Regions from separate parts of the Homo sapiens genome. Here region 1 is linked to region 2. A link is a contact called in ENCODE Hi-C or POLR2A ChIA-PET data. All regions are on one chromosome and are shown on one strand. The core of a region is the stretch at or near the end of the contact, and the rest is flanking DNA. Distances in the headings are between cores, read along the strand shown.

Region 1 (6,835 bases), core at 2,611-5,110, 170 kb after region 2:
AGGTTCCCCCACAGCCTGTTCTCAACCTGGCACCTAGAGAATGCTGCTGATCATGCTGCTTCCTGCATCCCATAACATCTGGAATTTTAAAACCCAAAGATCTTATGGTGGCCAATGATGTCTGGTGTGATCTGGTCTCTGGAACCTCTCCCACCTCACCTCCTGTCTTGCTTCCTTTGCCCACTTTCTACTTCTCTGACTTTTTCTCTCTTCCTCAAATGTGCCATGGTCATTGCTGCTTCAGGGCCTCTGCACTTGCCATTCCTCTTCCCAGAACCTCCAGATCTCCCCAAGGCTCACTCCTTCTCGCCACTCAGGCTCAGGGACCCTCCCTCACGACCCTGTCTAAAAAAGCTCCCTAACCCCCATGGCTATCTATTGTTTCACCCTACTTAGTTTTCTTTTCTTTTCTTTTTTAATCACTCCTTATATTCTTTTCTTTTTTCTTTTTTTCGAGATGGAGTCTCACTCTGTTGCCCAGGCTGGAGTGCAATGGCATGATCTTGGCTCATTGCAACCTCCATCTCCTGGGTTCAAGCAATTCTCCTGCCTCAGCCTCCCGAGTAGCTGTGATTACAGGCACACACCACCACGCCCAGCTAATTTTTGTATTTTTAGTAGATGTGAGATTTCACCATGTTGGCCAGGCTGGTCTTGAATTCCTGACTTCAAGTGATCCCCCCACTTTGGCCTCCCAAAGTGCTGAGATTACAGGCGTGAGCCACTGTGACCAGCCTTCTCCCTCTTGTCTTTTACAACCATTGTACTTCAGCCCCCAACACAGGAGATGGCACAAAGGAGAGAATCCAAAACTTTCTCATACCCTGGTGTCTTTGGAGAGTCAGCATTTTTTTTTTCATGGCTGCCCTAGGACTAAAGGAAACTGTGACAGTTCCTTTAATTAAGTCCTAATTACTTGATAATTAATCACTAATTACTGCTTAATGACCAACTATTAATTAGTAGCCACTAATCAGTAAGTTCAGTTTAATAGTAGCCGTTTGTGCGGTGTGTGACAGATGTCATCGCATTTCCCTCAAAAAATTAAAATCTAAACTATTCCGTGTCCCTCTGTGAGTTCACTGTGGTGTTTTGAGGTGCCTTCATATACAGCTGGGAAATTCATAGTTTTGACTGATTGACTGATTGATTGAGACAGGGTCTTGCTCTTGCTCTGTGCCTAGGATGGAGTGCAGTGGTACATTCGTGGCTCACTGACACCTCGAATCCTTGGCTGGCCTCATGTGATCGTTCAGTCTCAGCGTCCTGAATAACTGCGACCACAGGCATGTACCACCACACTTGGCTAATGTTTTAAAATTTTTAGTAGAGATGAGGTTTCACTTTGCTGCCCAGGCTGGTCTTGAACTCCTGGGCTCAAGCGACCCTCCTGCCTCAGCCTCCAAAAGTGTTGGAATTACAAGCATGAGCCACCACACTTGGCTGGAAGTTCCTATTTTTGAACACCTATTACTCATCAGAGCTGAATGTAGATGATCATTTATCACTTAAAATAATGATATGATACAGGTAGTGTGGTTTTACCAATTCTCCTGATGTGGCAAGGGAGCCTCTGAGAGGTTACACTTCCTGTCCAAATGTTCCTGCAAATTATAAATATCTATCTCCCAACGTGCTGCATACGTTTGATGAGATCTCATGTTGGGACAAAGATGAGAGTAACATGAACTTTAAGCCACATCTTTGCTGCCTGATTTTAGAAAGATAAAATTCACACATTTTGCCTTAAACAGAACCAGTAAGCCTTGCAGATGTTCTGTAAGAAATGTCTTTGTCCCCACATTATGCCAATTTGCTGTTTAATGTCTCTCCTGTGATAGATCATGACCGTATTCATTCTTGCCCCGGGACAGATCCTAAGATCTCCTCCCACCCTGCTTTAGAGAGATGCCCTGTTGGGGCAAAAAGCTCTCAAACTGTGGGAGATTTCTGCTCAGAAATGGGAAGAGGGAGAAAAAGAAGCTGGGAGCTCTCACCCAGGGCATCAAAGGCAGGCAGCACATCGAACTCCACCCCCTCCCCGAGCTGGAGCGAACTCAGTACGAAGCTGAGCGCACGGGGGTTGCCCCAGCGTGGAGCCTGGACCTCAAACTTCACGGAAAATGCTCTCTCTCTTTGACAGGCTTCCAGCTGTCTCCTAATTTCCTGGATGAACTCTCCCCGGCGATTTAACTGATCCTGAAAAGTGGTGAGAGGACTGAGGAAGACAACCAGGTCAGCGTCAGATCGGCCTCTGAGGGTGGTGCCCTTGCCTGAGGAGCCACCCTGAAAAAGACGACAAAAATAATAATTGATGCTTAGTGAGGCAAACCTCCCTAAATAAAATGACAGGAGCAATCACTAACATTATGGAGCACTAGCCACTGTTCTGAAGGCATTGCATGTCTTAAACTCCTATAATGCTCACAATGATGCTATGATTTGGATGCCATTATCATTAGTTCCCATTTTACAGATGGGAAAATGGATGCTCAGTGAGATAATATATCAGCCCCATCACCCAGCTAGTAGGTGGCAAATACAATTCAAACCTGGGGGCCTTCTTCCAGGATCTGTGTTCTTTTCCCATTGTCCTTTACGATGCCCAGGACTAGCTTATGCTGGGTGGTTCACACTTACTATTTTACTTAATCTACACGGCCCTATGAGGTATTGAGGGAAAGTAGAGGAAAAATCAGTTAGGTAAATGGTCAAGGCTGGGCCCTGGAGGAGCGGCCTGCCTGAAACTGGCGCAGGGAGTGGGACTTACCTAAAACAAATCCACAGTTATACATACAAGAGAAGCAGCGCTTTATGCTTGCCTAGAGATATACCCACAGCTGCATAAGGTAAGGGAAGTTGCACAGCTTTACTGATAAAAAGTTTCTCAAACAGTTACAGGGAGGAGAGTGGTTTCTTATAAAAGTTTTTTGCATTCAGCTGCAATCTGGCAATCCACTCAGACTTCCCTCTCCACAGTGGAGACAGCTTTCTTCTTTTGCTTACTGAACTTTTGCTCCAAGCTCACGTTTGTGTCCATGTTCCTTAATTTTCTTGGATGCAGGACAAAGAACCTTGGGTACTAATTCAGTGAGAAGCTGCTACATTAAGGTGCACTGGCAAGACTGCAACAGTATTGGGGATTATGGCTGAGGAAATTGGAACACAGAGTAGTTAAGTGACTTGCTCAAGGTCTTGCAGCCAGCAGGTGCTATTTGCTTTCAAAACATATGATTCTTCACTGCAGAAATGGTGAGCCCCTAGCCTGGCCACGAATTAGCAAACTGTTTACCAGAGCTGGGATTCAGTTCCCTATTTCTGAAATGGGCATCGCCCAGGACAGTGGTTCATAAACTTCAGCGGGAAGTAGGGGGGAGGGTCACTTGTTAATAATAGGGATGTAGGATTTCACCCCAGAATCTATTTTAACATGCTGTGTGGATAAATAAGAAACCACCATCCCAGAAGATCTCAGCTCTCTGTACTCACATTTGCACCCTGGGTTCTAGGTTTTTGCTTCTCTCTCTCTCTCTCTCTCATTCTCAATCTCAACTCTTGCACATTCAGCCACCCCTCCCCTGGCCAGGCAGGCCTGGACTCACCTTTACCACCTTGGACACACACACAGGGTAGGAGCTACCTCGGAAGCACCTTTCCTTCAGGAACCCACAGATGATGTCAATGGCATGGTTGATTTGCATGCGGAAACACGTGTCTGGCAAGAGATAGTCTTCAATGAACTTGTCCAGAGATTTGGCTGGGGTATTTCTGAGATCCATCATTGACAGGAGAGAGAGTGGCAACAGAACTGCCTCCCAGACCTGTTTGCTTTTATCTCTTCTGCTGACTGAGCTTGGACTGCTGTTGGTTTCGTTTCCTCAGAAGGGAGGAGCTGTCTTTGCACTTTCCTTTTGCAAATCAGACACTCCCCTGATCCCAGTGCTGAATTTCATCTGCTCACTCTTCTGCTTCCTGAAACTTACCCTTTGTCCTTTAGCCAGCAACAAGCAGCCCAGCCTTTCTCTGAACTCTGCTCTGGAAATGCATTTTAACCTCCAGCCAACATAAATCTTATTTAACAGATTTTGTGTTTCCTTCTTTATCTTTTTTTTGTTGTTGATGAAATCCTTTCACAGTTGTCTGTGGTATTTTCCAGCAATACATGCCCACTGCAAAAAGAAAAAAAGTCAGAAAAACCAGGAAGTGGAAAGATCATCTATGATTCTAACACTACAAAATTGCCTCTATAAACGTTTTGATATAGAGCTTTCCAGATTTTTTTCAAATGTTAACACACACACAAACACAGGTCTCTTTTCTTTTTGTTAAGAATGGTATTATACTATGCTTTTTTCCCTTTCAATTAGTAGATTTTTATTTTATTTTATTATTTTTTGGAGACAGGATCTTGCTTTGTTATCCAGGCTGGAGTGCAGGGGCATGATCATGACTCGTGCAACCTCAACTTCCTGGGTTCAAGGGATCCTCCTGCCCCAGCCTCCTGAATACCTGGGACTACAGGCATGCGTTACTGCACCCAGCTCATTTTTTATTTTTTGTAGAGACAAGGTCTTGCTATGTTGCCCAGGTTGGATTTTATTTCTCACAGCAGTTTTAGGCTTACAGAAATATTGAGCTGAATGTGCAGAGAGTTCCATAAGCTCTCTCTCCTGCCAATAAGTTCCTCTATTATTAACAGTACTGTGATACATTTGTTACAATTGATGAATTGATATTAATACATCATAATTAACAAAAGTCCATTTACATTAAGGTTTACATTAAGGTTCACTCTTGTGTCCTACAGTTCTATGGATTTTGCCAAACATAACATGTCATGTATCCACCATTACAGCACCATGCAGAATAGTTTTGAGATAGGAGGTGGGGCTTGACTCAGGGCCAGATTGAAGACTGGCTGGCATGAGCACCAGCACCATGAACAGTTTACTCATTCCCTGGCAATGACCCAGTTACCACCCTTCTTCTAGAAATTTCTGAATAACCTGCCCTTAATTTGCACGTATTTAAAAGTGGGTATGAATGTGACTATAGAAGTGCCCTGAGCTGCTGCTCTCCAGGCACTGCCTATGGGGTGGCCCTGCTCTGCAGGGACAGTCACAGAACTGTAACCCTGCTGCCTCAATAAACCTTTTTCTTCCTCCTCTAGCTCACCCTTGAATTCCTTCCTGGACGAAGCCAAGAGCCTTCCCGGACGGTGTCCCAGTTTTGGGGCTCCCCTGCCCTGCAAGAGTTTCACTACCTTAAAATCCCCTATGCCTCACCTGTTCATCCCTCTCTGAGTTAGATCTTTCTTCTCCTAATATATGCATTCAATGCTATAACTTTCCCTCTAAACACTACTTTCACTACATCCCACACTTTTTGATAGGCTGTTTTTTCATTTTAATTTAATTCAAAATATATTTATTTATTTTGTTGAGACAGGGTCTCACTCTGTTGCCCAGGCTGGGGTGCAGTGGCACAATCTTAGCTCACTGCAGCCTTGACCTCCTGGGCTCAGGTGATCCTCCCACCTCAGCCTCCCAAGTAGCTGGGACTACAGGTACATGCCACCATGCCTGGCTAATTTTTGTATTTTTTGTAGAGATGGGGTTTCTGCATGTGGCCCAGTCTGGTCTCGAACTCCTGGGCTCAAGCGATCCATCTGCCTCAGCCTCCCAAAGTGCTAGGATTATAGGCGTAAGCCACTGAGCCTGGCCCAAAATATTTTAAAATTTCTCTTGAGACTTCTTCCTTGCCCCATGTGTTATTTAGAGGTGTGTTCTTTAATCTCCATATATTTTGGAATTTTCCAGCTATCTTTCTTTTGTGGGTTTCTTTTTTAATTCCATTGTAGTAAAGGGCATGCTTTGCATAACATATCTCTGTTGAAATTTGTTAAAGTGTGTTTTCTAGCCCAGAACATAATATGTCTTGGTGAATGTTCTGTGTGAGTTTGAGAAGAATGTGTTTCCTGTTTTTGTTGGATGAAATATTTTGTAAATGCCAACTATCTTTCTTACAAACCCTTAACCTCTTAACCAGATTATTCATGAGTTGACACTCTCCACTCCTACTGTATAAGATGTTGACTTTGGCCTAAGACTAAATGTCACCATGAGGGTGGGGTGCTGTCTTTGCAATACTCACTTCATTTACTAGTTGAAGATTCTTGCTGCACTGTATGCAAAAAATTAGGCCAAGTATGATAAAGCAAACCAGTCATACCATTGTAGCAGGAAGAGCTGCAGACAAAAACCCCTCAGACACCGAGTTAAAGAAGGAAGGGGTTTATTCGGCCGGGAGCATGGGCAAGACCCCTGTCTCAAGAGCTGAGCTCCCCGAGTGAGCGATTCTTGTCCCTTTTAAGGGCTCACAACTCTAAGGGGGTCCATGTGAGAGGGTCGTGATGGATTGAGCAAGCAGGGGGTACATGACTGGGGGTTGCATACACCAGTAATTAGAACAGAACAGAATAGGACAGGGATCTTCACAGTGCCTTTTTTATGCAAATAACCTATTAGGTCAGGAGTCGATCTTTAACTACCAGGCCCAGGGTGTGGCACCAGGCTACCTGCTTGTGGATTTCATTTCTGCCTTTTAGTTTTTACATCTTCTTTCTTTGGAGGCAGAAATTAGGCATAAGACAATATGAGGGGTGGTCTCCTCCCTTACCATGATTCATCTTTAGTAAAAATGGGAAACTGGAGAAAGATTATGCTTCAAAAACTATAGTACACCTGTTGTTGCATTCTAGTCTTGCCTAATGTTTTTCAATTTTTATTATTTTCTATAGTTTGGACTGAATTCTAATTTTTCTTGGCTACAAGTC
Region 2 (6,976 bases), core at 2,849-5,348:
CGAACCCAGGAAGTCAGACTCCCAAAGGGACAAAAGGTGAATAGGGCCACCTAGTTCAGGGTCCTGGCCTTTCCTTTTCCCAGGCCTTGTTTGCCCATAATAAAAGGGGTGAGCTGGATGCAGTGACCCCAAAGGTCGCATCCAGATCTGAGCTTTGGTGATCTCGGACCATCATTATCAATTCCCCCGGCCATGCCATAGTGATTGAAGCACAGTTGGTTTTGGGTGCCCTCTCTTCCTCTTGGGGACCACAGTCCAAACCCCCCTGGTCTTTTCTCTTCTGGTCTGTCCCAAGTTCAAGGTCTTTGATCTTTCCTCTCATTGCCACCCCTCAGGGCTTGGTTCTTTGCTCAGATGACTGAATCTGGAGTCCAGGGTAGGCACCCAACAGCAGCTCACTGGGTCCCTATCCTGGGGCCTGGGACACCTTAACCCAAGAATTTGCAAACTTGATACAAGCTGGGTGCCCATCCTTAATAAAATCATGCTGAGAAAGCCAGTTCATAAAAGTGTTTCCAAAAAGGGCTGCTCTGGTTAAAACAAGAGCAGAGAGACAGACTCTCGTTTGCCTGGCTTTCTATTACCCCACCCCCCACGATTCCAGGTCACCCCGGGAGTCCCTGGAGCCCAGTGTGCAAACCATAGTATTAACCCAGAGTAATTGTGGTATTTCAGGTGCAGCCTATGGGGAAATACTTTGGACAAGCAGCTGATGCTTGCTCGAGCCACCATGTGAGGTGGGCATGGACTGGGACAAGGACAGATGGACTCTGAAGCCCTCTAAAAATCCTAAGACAACACAGCACAGACTTTGGAATTGGGCAGGTCTGGACTCCAATGTCTACCCTTCCCCGGTGACCCTGAGAAGGCACCATAGCTTTCCCAGCCTTGGCTTCCCCATCTGTAATATGCACATGGTAGAACTGTTTGGTGGAATAAATGAGAAGGCACCATAGCTCTCCTAGCCTCGGTTTCCCCATCTATAATATGCACATGGTAGAACTGTTTGGCAGAATAAACGAGGTGATACATATAACGGGTTTAGCAAATAATAAACATGGAACACGCACCATTGCTGATGTTGCTATTATGGCCCCATCACTTGTGAACTGTCTGATCTTGGGGGAGTTAGTTCTTCATCTGTGAACTGGAGGTGATGATGGTACCTACCTCATAGGGTCCTTATGCATGGAGATAGATGTGTGGGAACATGTAAAGGTGCTTAGTTGATGCTTGGCACAAAATGAACATTTAGTGCATGCTGGATATTACTTATCGTCATTATTATTATTGTAATCTTTGCTCCTGCCCTAGTGGCCAACCACCCCCGGGCTTCGTCCTTGCCTGCGGACGACGCAGAGGCCCCCTCCCCCTGGGCCCCGTCTTACCCCGGCGGGATGGAGGCGCGCGCGCTCACGCTGGTGGTGCGCTGGGGCCCGGGCCGGTTGAGGTTGTTCTGCCCCGGGGTGCGCGCTCCGCCGGGGGCGCCCGGGCTCCGTGGGGGCGCCCCGGGAGGCGGCGCGGGCTCGGCGGGGCCGGCGGCGGGCGCTGCCCAGAGCGCGGCGCCTGTGAAGGTGGCGCTGGGGCGCACGGCAAGCGCGCCTGGAGGCCCTCCAGGTGGCGGCGGCGGCGGCAGCGGGGGCGCGGGGGGCGCCTTGCGGCGCTGCGAGGCCAGGATGGCGTTGGAGGCGGCGCGCGTGCTGTTGACCAGCAGGCACTGCTGGCAGGAGCAGGGCTGGCCCGAGCTGGCGCCCACGGGCCACGACTGCGACTTAGGGATGGAGCCCACGGTGAGCGGGTAGGCGAGGTCCAGGCGGCGGCGCAGGCGGCGGCGCCGGCGCGTCTGGCGGTTCATCTGCGACATGCTGTTGAAGTAGATGAGGTAGCAGAAGCCTAGCGATGAGAGGTCGAGCCACGGGTGCTGCTTCTCGTAGGCGTTCTGGATGGTGATGCAGATGTCCATATCGTAGGCCGTCCATGCGCCGCCGTCGTTCTCCCACTCCCACACGATGCCCTTGCCCGGCGCCGACGACGGGTCGTAGAAGTTGCGCCGCACGGGCCGCATGGTGCCTGTACTCGAAATGGGGAGGAGGCGTCAGCACAGCGGGCGTTGGTCTGCGCGGCTGGAAGGGCGGGCCACAGCCAGGCAAGGGTGGGCGGGAGGTTGGGGGGTCAGCACAGGCCTCCAGGGGGTCCACCCAGACTTGGGGAGAGGGTCAACACATGCACGGAGAGGAAGGAGGTCAAGGCCCAGGCATGAGGTTCAGCACAGGCTGGAGGGTCAGGACAGGCGGCAGCCAGGGTGAGGGGGGCCGGGGCTAAAGGTTCAGCGCATAGCACTGGGGCGAGAGGTGGGCAGGGGCGCGTGGTCAGTAGATTGGGCGTAGGGGCGGGAGAGCCACCAAACAGGGTGGGGGTGCCAAGATAGCCTGGGGTAGGAAACCAGCAAGGTGTGGAGGGCTCCCCCACCCTCCACCTCTCCAGGGCCAAGACAGACACTGAAGTGGGGGTTATCACAGGCCCTGGATGGTGCGGGGGAGGGCAAAGGGGGCCTGGGGGTTCTTCAGACCAGAGTCAGATAAAGTGGGGCAGGCATAGACAGAGACCAAGGCCATGCACATAGGCCCCATGCAGTCCTCTTCTTCATTATAGTTTGCTCACTCATTCAATGATTCATTCATCAATCTGTTCATGCCTTAGTTCATTAATTTAAGCACTATTTCATTTAGTCATTCAACAATTCTTGCATTAGTTCATTCACTTATCCATGCCCTAGTTCACATATTCATATATTCCTTCATTCAATGATTCATTCATTCATTGATTCTTTCCTTAGGTCATTCATTCGTGCCTGCAGTCATCCATTATGTTATTTTATTTTATTTATTTATTTAGAGACAGGGGTCTCCCTATGTTGCCCAGGCTAAGTCTCAAACTCTTCGGCTCAAGCAATCCAACCGCCTTGGCCTCCCAAAGTGCTGAGATGACAGGTGTGAGCCACCATGACCGGCCCCACTTTTTTTTTTTTTTTTTTTCCAGGCAGAGTATTGCTCTGTCGCCCAGGCTGGAATACAGTGGCACAATCTAGGCTCAATGCAATCTCCGCCTCCAGGTTCAAGCGATTCTCCTGCCTCAGCCTCCTGAGTAGCTGGGACTACAGGCATGCACCACCTTGCTGGGCTAATTTTTGTATTTTTAGTAGAGATGGGGTTTTGCCATGTTGGCCAGGCTGGTCTCGAACTCCTGACCTCAGGTGATCCACCCACCTCAGCCTCCCAAAGTGCTGGGATTACAGGTGTGAGCCACCGCCCCTGGGCCCCTTATGCTTTTTTTAAATTGATACCTTTATGTATTCTCCATCTTCAGCCCACTCCCGTATTCAGGCATTCAGACATTCCTTCATTTACCATCATCCTATTTAAAAATGTGCACCCCCCACGTACTTTCCCCTCTCTCCTTCCCCGCTCCATTTTCTCCCTCAGATATACTTCACATTCTACCCATTTATCTTGGTTTCTGTCTGTCCCCCCCTCGCTAGAATGTAATAGCCACAAGGTCAGGGATTTTGTTTTATTTACTGCTATATCCCCAGCACCTGCACACAGCAGGTGCTCGAGCGATATTTGTTGAATGAATGAATAAATTCATTAGGTCACAAATGGATTCTTTTTTTTTTAATTCATTCACACTTTGTGCTCATCCCTGCATTCGTCCATTCCTTCATTTGCTTATTTGTTACTTTCATTCATCTGTTTGTTTCATTTGTTACTTCCTTCAACAAACAACTGCTGACTGCCAGGTGGGCCCCCTTTCATAAAGGAGGGCACTGAGGCTTTACTCCAAACCACAGCTTCATGTTTGCCAAAGCTCTGCGTGCTCCCCTGACAGCAAGGCTCCACGGGAAACTCTGGGCTAACCAGAGATAACCCAAGGTCCAGGCCGCAGGACTTCTCAGAGCCTTTAGCCTGCTCTGTGTCTTGGGGCTGATGAAGTGAGTCTTTTGCTGGGTTCATTTGGCACACCTGCAGAAAGGCTGCACACTTGACTTCCCCTCAACTGCGGGAAAGTCCCTTAAGCCTCCTCAGGCCTTAGTGGCCCCATCTCAAAAAGAGGGGTGATCATCCATGACCCAGCCCTTCCCTCTCACACAGTATTTGGGGGAGGAGTGAGTGAGAACAGCTGCAGAGGGTCTGGGTGGGACCCCAGGGCTGGGAGGCAGACAGCCCTCACTTCAAGTCCTGACTTTCTGACTTTCCAGCTCTGTGACTGTGCGTAGGCAACTCAGCATCTCTGGGCCCCAGTTTTCTCATGTTGAAAATGGGCATAAGCAGACATGCAATAGAAGACTGCTGCGTTTGCCAGCTGTAGCAACAGTTGCTTGTGGGGTTGCTGAGAGGATCAATTGAGATAAATACCGTGTCTACTCTGATGATTCCAAAATCTGCCATCTTTGGCCCCGTCTTCTCCCCTGGGAGCCAGGTTCATGACCCTTCCCTGGAGAGGTTTAACAGGCACCTTGAACTCAGCTCTGCTCTCCCCTGCCCCAAACCTGCTCCTCCTGAAGTCTTCACATAGCAATTCCTGGCAGCTCCTGCGCTTCCGGATGCTCTTCCTTGGACCCCCAAATCTTGGTCTCATCCTTGACTTCTACCTCATATCCCACCTCCAATCTGTCAGTAAATCCAGTCATCTCCACCTTCAAACACATCCACATCTGACCACTGCTCCCCACTGCACTCACACCACCCAGTCCCCGCCATGTTATCTCTCCTGCCTGGACCATTGCAGTAGACTCATGACTGGCCTCTGTAATCCATTTCCCATACCGCAGCCAGAGGGATCCTGCTCAATGCAAGTCAGATCACATCTTTCCTCTGCTCAAAATCCTTCCTGGCTTCCGCTCACTTGGAGTAAAAGCCAAAGTCCTTGCCATGACCTACAACGAAATCACACATTGTGGGGCCCTGTCCTCCTCTGGCATTGTCTACCTCCCCCTTATCACTCACTCCATTCCAGCCACCCTGGCCTCCTTGCTGTTCCTCAAATACACCAGGCACTGTCCAGCCTCAGGGCCTTCTCACTGGCTGTTCCCTCTGCCTGGAATATGACCTCACCATTCCCAGATGTTCTCATCATTTCCTCCCTTCTTTCTTACAGGTGTGTGTTCAAACATCTAAAAGTGCAGCCCTCCTATTGCTGTCCTCTGAGCTTGCTTTATTTTCCTCCCTGGCACTTGGCATTACCTGACTGACTATATATATATATGAGAGAGAGTCTTTCTCTGTCACCCAGCCTGGAGTGCAGTGGCGTGATCTCGGCTCACTGCAACCTCTGCCTCCCAGGTTCAAACGATTCTCCTGCCTCAGACTCCCAAGTAGCTGGCATTACAGGTATGTGTCACCCAGCTGATTTTTTTTGTATTTTTCGTAGAGACGGGATTTCACCATGTTGGCCAGGCTGGTCTCGAACTCCTGACCTCAGGTGATCCACCTGCCTCAGCCTCCCAAAGTGCTGGGATTACAGGTGTGAGCCACTGCGCCAGGCTGTGACATGATGTATTAATCTGCATGCATTCTTTATGCTGCGTATCCTCACTCTAGGCTGTCAGCTGCAAAGTCAGGGATCTTGTCTGCTTTGCTCACTGCTGTACTCCCAGCACCTGGCACAGTACCTGCACACAGTAGGACCTCAAAACCTGGAAGGCATTTCCATTGTTAATTGGCATCTTCCTCGGGTGCCTGGCCCAGGGATCTGCAACCAGATAGGGGAACTCAGACTGTTCCACACTGGTGTGTCCCTACTCAGGGCTGAAAGAGCTTGTCCTCTGCCCTCTCCTCTGTTAGAATCACAAGGGCTACAGACTAGCCTTGTGCCCTGCCAACTGGACAGGCCCCAATAGCTGGAGAAATCGAGGCACGGAGCTATGGCTATTGATATGAAAGGGGCGGGGTTGAAGAGGTGGAGAGGTTGGACTGGCAGCCCAGCCCCAGGAAATAAGGTCCCTGGGCACCTACCATGTTCCAGCCAATCAGACAAAAACTTCCCCTGCATCTCTGGGGCAGCCTCACTCTGATGCCTGATTTATCATTTTAATTGAGTGTGTGCAGATTGATTTCTTCCCTGGTGATGGGGCTTCCTCCACAGTAGGCCCGGGAGGAGGTGAGTTAGAGAGAAAACCCTGGATCCTGCTCCCACCTGCTCTTGTGTGCTGGTCTTCCCCTCTCAGGGCCTCAGTTTCCCCACCTGCAAAATGAGGGGTTGTGATGACTGATCTTCAAGGCTGATGTGCCTGAAGTACCACCATTCAGCTCCTGGTGAGGTGAAGGCAGTGTATTACCTGAAAAATGTGCAGGATAGGAAGGGAAGCAATGGGAACCCGCCTTATTTAACTTCCCCTGTGTGCCAAATCCTGAGCTCGGCAGGGGAGGGGCCGGGATAGGAGGTGCAGAGTGAAGTGATTCAAGCAACTCAGAAGTCTCTCGGGTCGAGCCAGGTGCAGTGGCTCATGCCTGTAATCCCAACACTTTGGGAAGCTGAGGCGGGTGGATCATCTGAGGTCAGGAATTCGGGACCAGCCTGGCCCACATGGTGAAACCCCCGATCTCTACTAAAAAATACAAACATTAGCCAGGCGTGGTGGTACGTGCCTGTAATCCCAGTTACTCAGGAGGCTAAGGCATGAGAATCGCTTGAACCCAGGAGGCAGAGGTTGCAGTGAGCTGAGATCACACCATTGCACTCCAGCCTGGGCGACAAAGCAAGACTCTGTCTCAAAAAAAAAAAAAAAAAAAAAAAAAGAAAATCTCTCAGGTCTTGTGCAAATCCTGGCTGGTACCACACATAGCCTCAGTGCCCTTATCTATAAAATGGGGGTATTAATATCTACCCCAAAGAATTACTGGGGAAACAAAATGAGATAACGTATAGGCAAAGGTGCTTAGCAGAACACTTAGCATTTAGTAAGCACTCAATGAAT

What was found. Hi-C counts contacts between places; a loop is a spot of excess contacts on that map. ChIA-PET counts read pairs that join two places held with the same protein, here RNA polymerase II (POLR2A). Pooled maps may share reads with other maps.
Region 1: a map of B cell shows a loop between it and region 2 (11-fold over the local background). The contact joins the promoter of OAS1 here to the enhancer-like site in region 2. A Hi-C loop is called at or near these places in 1 of 168 maps with a recorded cell type or tissue (B cell), 16 of 37 single-sample maps with no recorded cell type and 8 of 50 pooled maps. POLR2A ChIA-PET finds 5 or more read pairs at or near these places in 6 of 52 experiments (B cell, CD4-positive, alpha-beta memory T cell, SK-N-SH and 3 more).

What each region holds. Positions count from the first base shown.
Region 1 is chr12:112,903,987-112,910,821 of GRCh38, reverse strand. It overlaps OAS1 (2'-5'-oligoadenylate synthetase 1), which reads right to left and starts at 3,860. Exons shown (of 6, transcript NM_016816.4): 1 at 3,603-3,860; 2 at 1,998-2,286. The coding sequence starts at 3,782. RefSeq lists an enhancer at 3,580-4,019.
Region 2 is chr12:113,072,518-113,079,493 of GRCh38, reverse strand. It overlaps DTX1 (deltex E3 ubiquitin ligase 1), which reads right to left. Exons shown (of 10, transcript NM_004416.3): 3 at 1,389-2,070. Among named protein-coding and RNA genes, the nearest start is that of DTX1, 19 kb to the right of the region's middle. Within about 2 kb of position 4,098, at least 5 of the 41 ENCODE cell types and tissues checked have a DNase peak (open chromatin) inside an H3K27ac peak, as active enhancers do; they include B cell, where a contact is called at or near this core.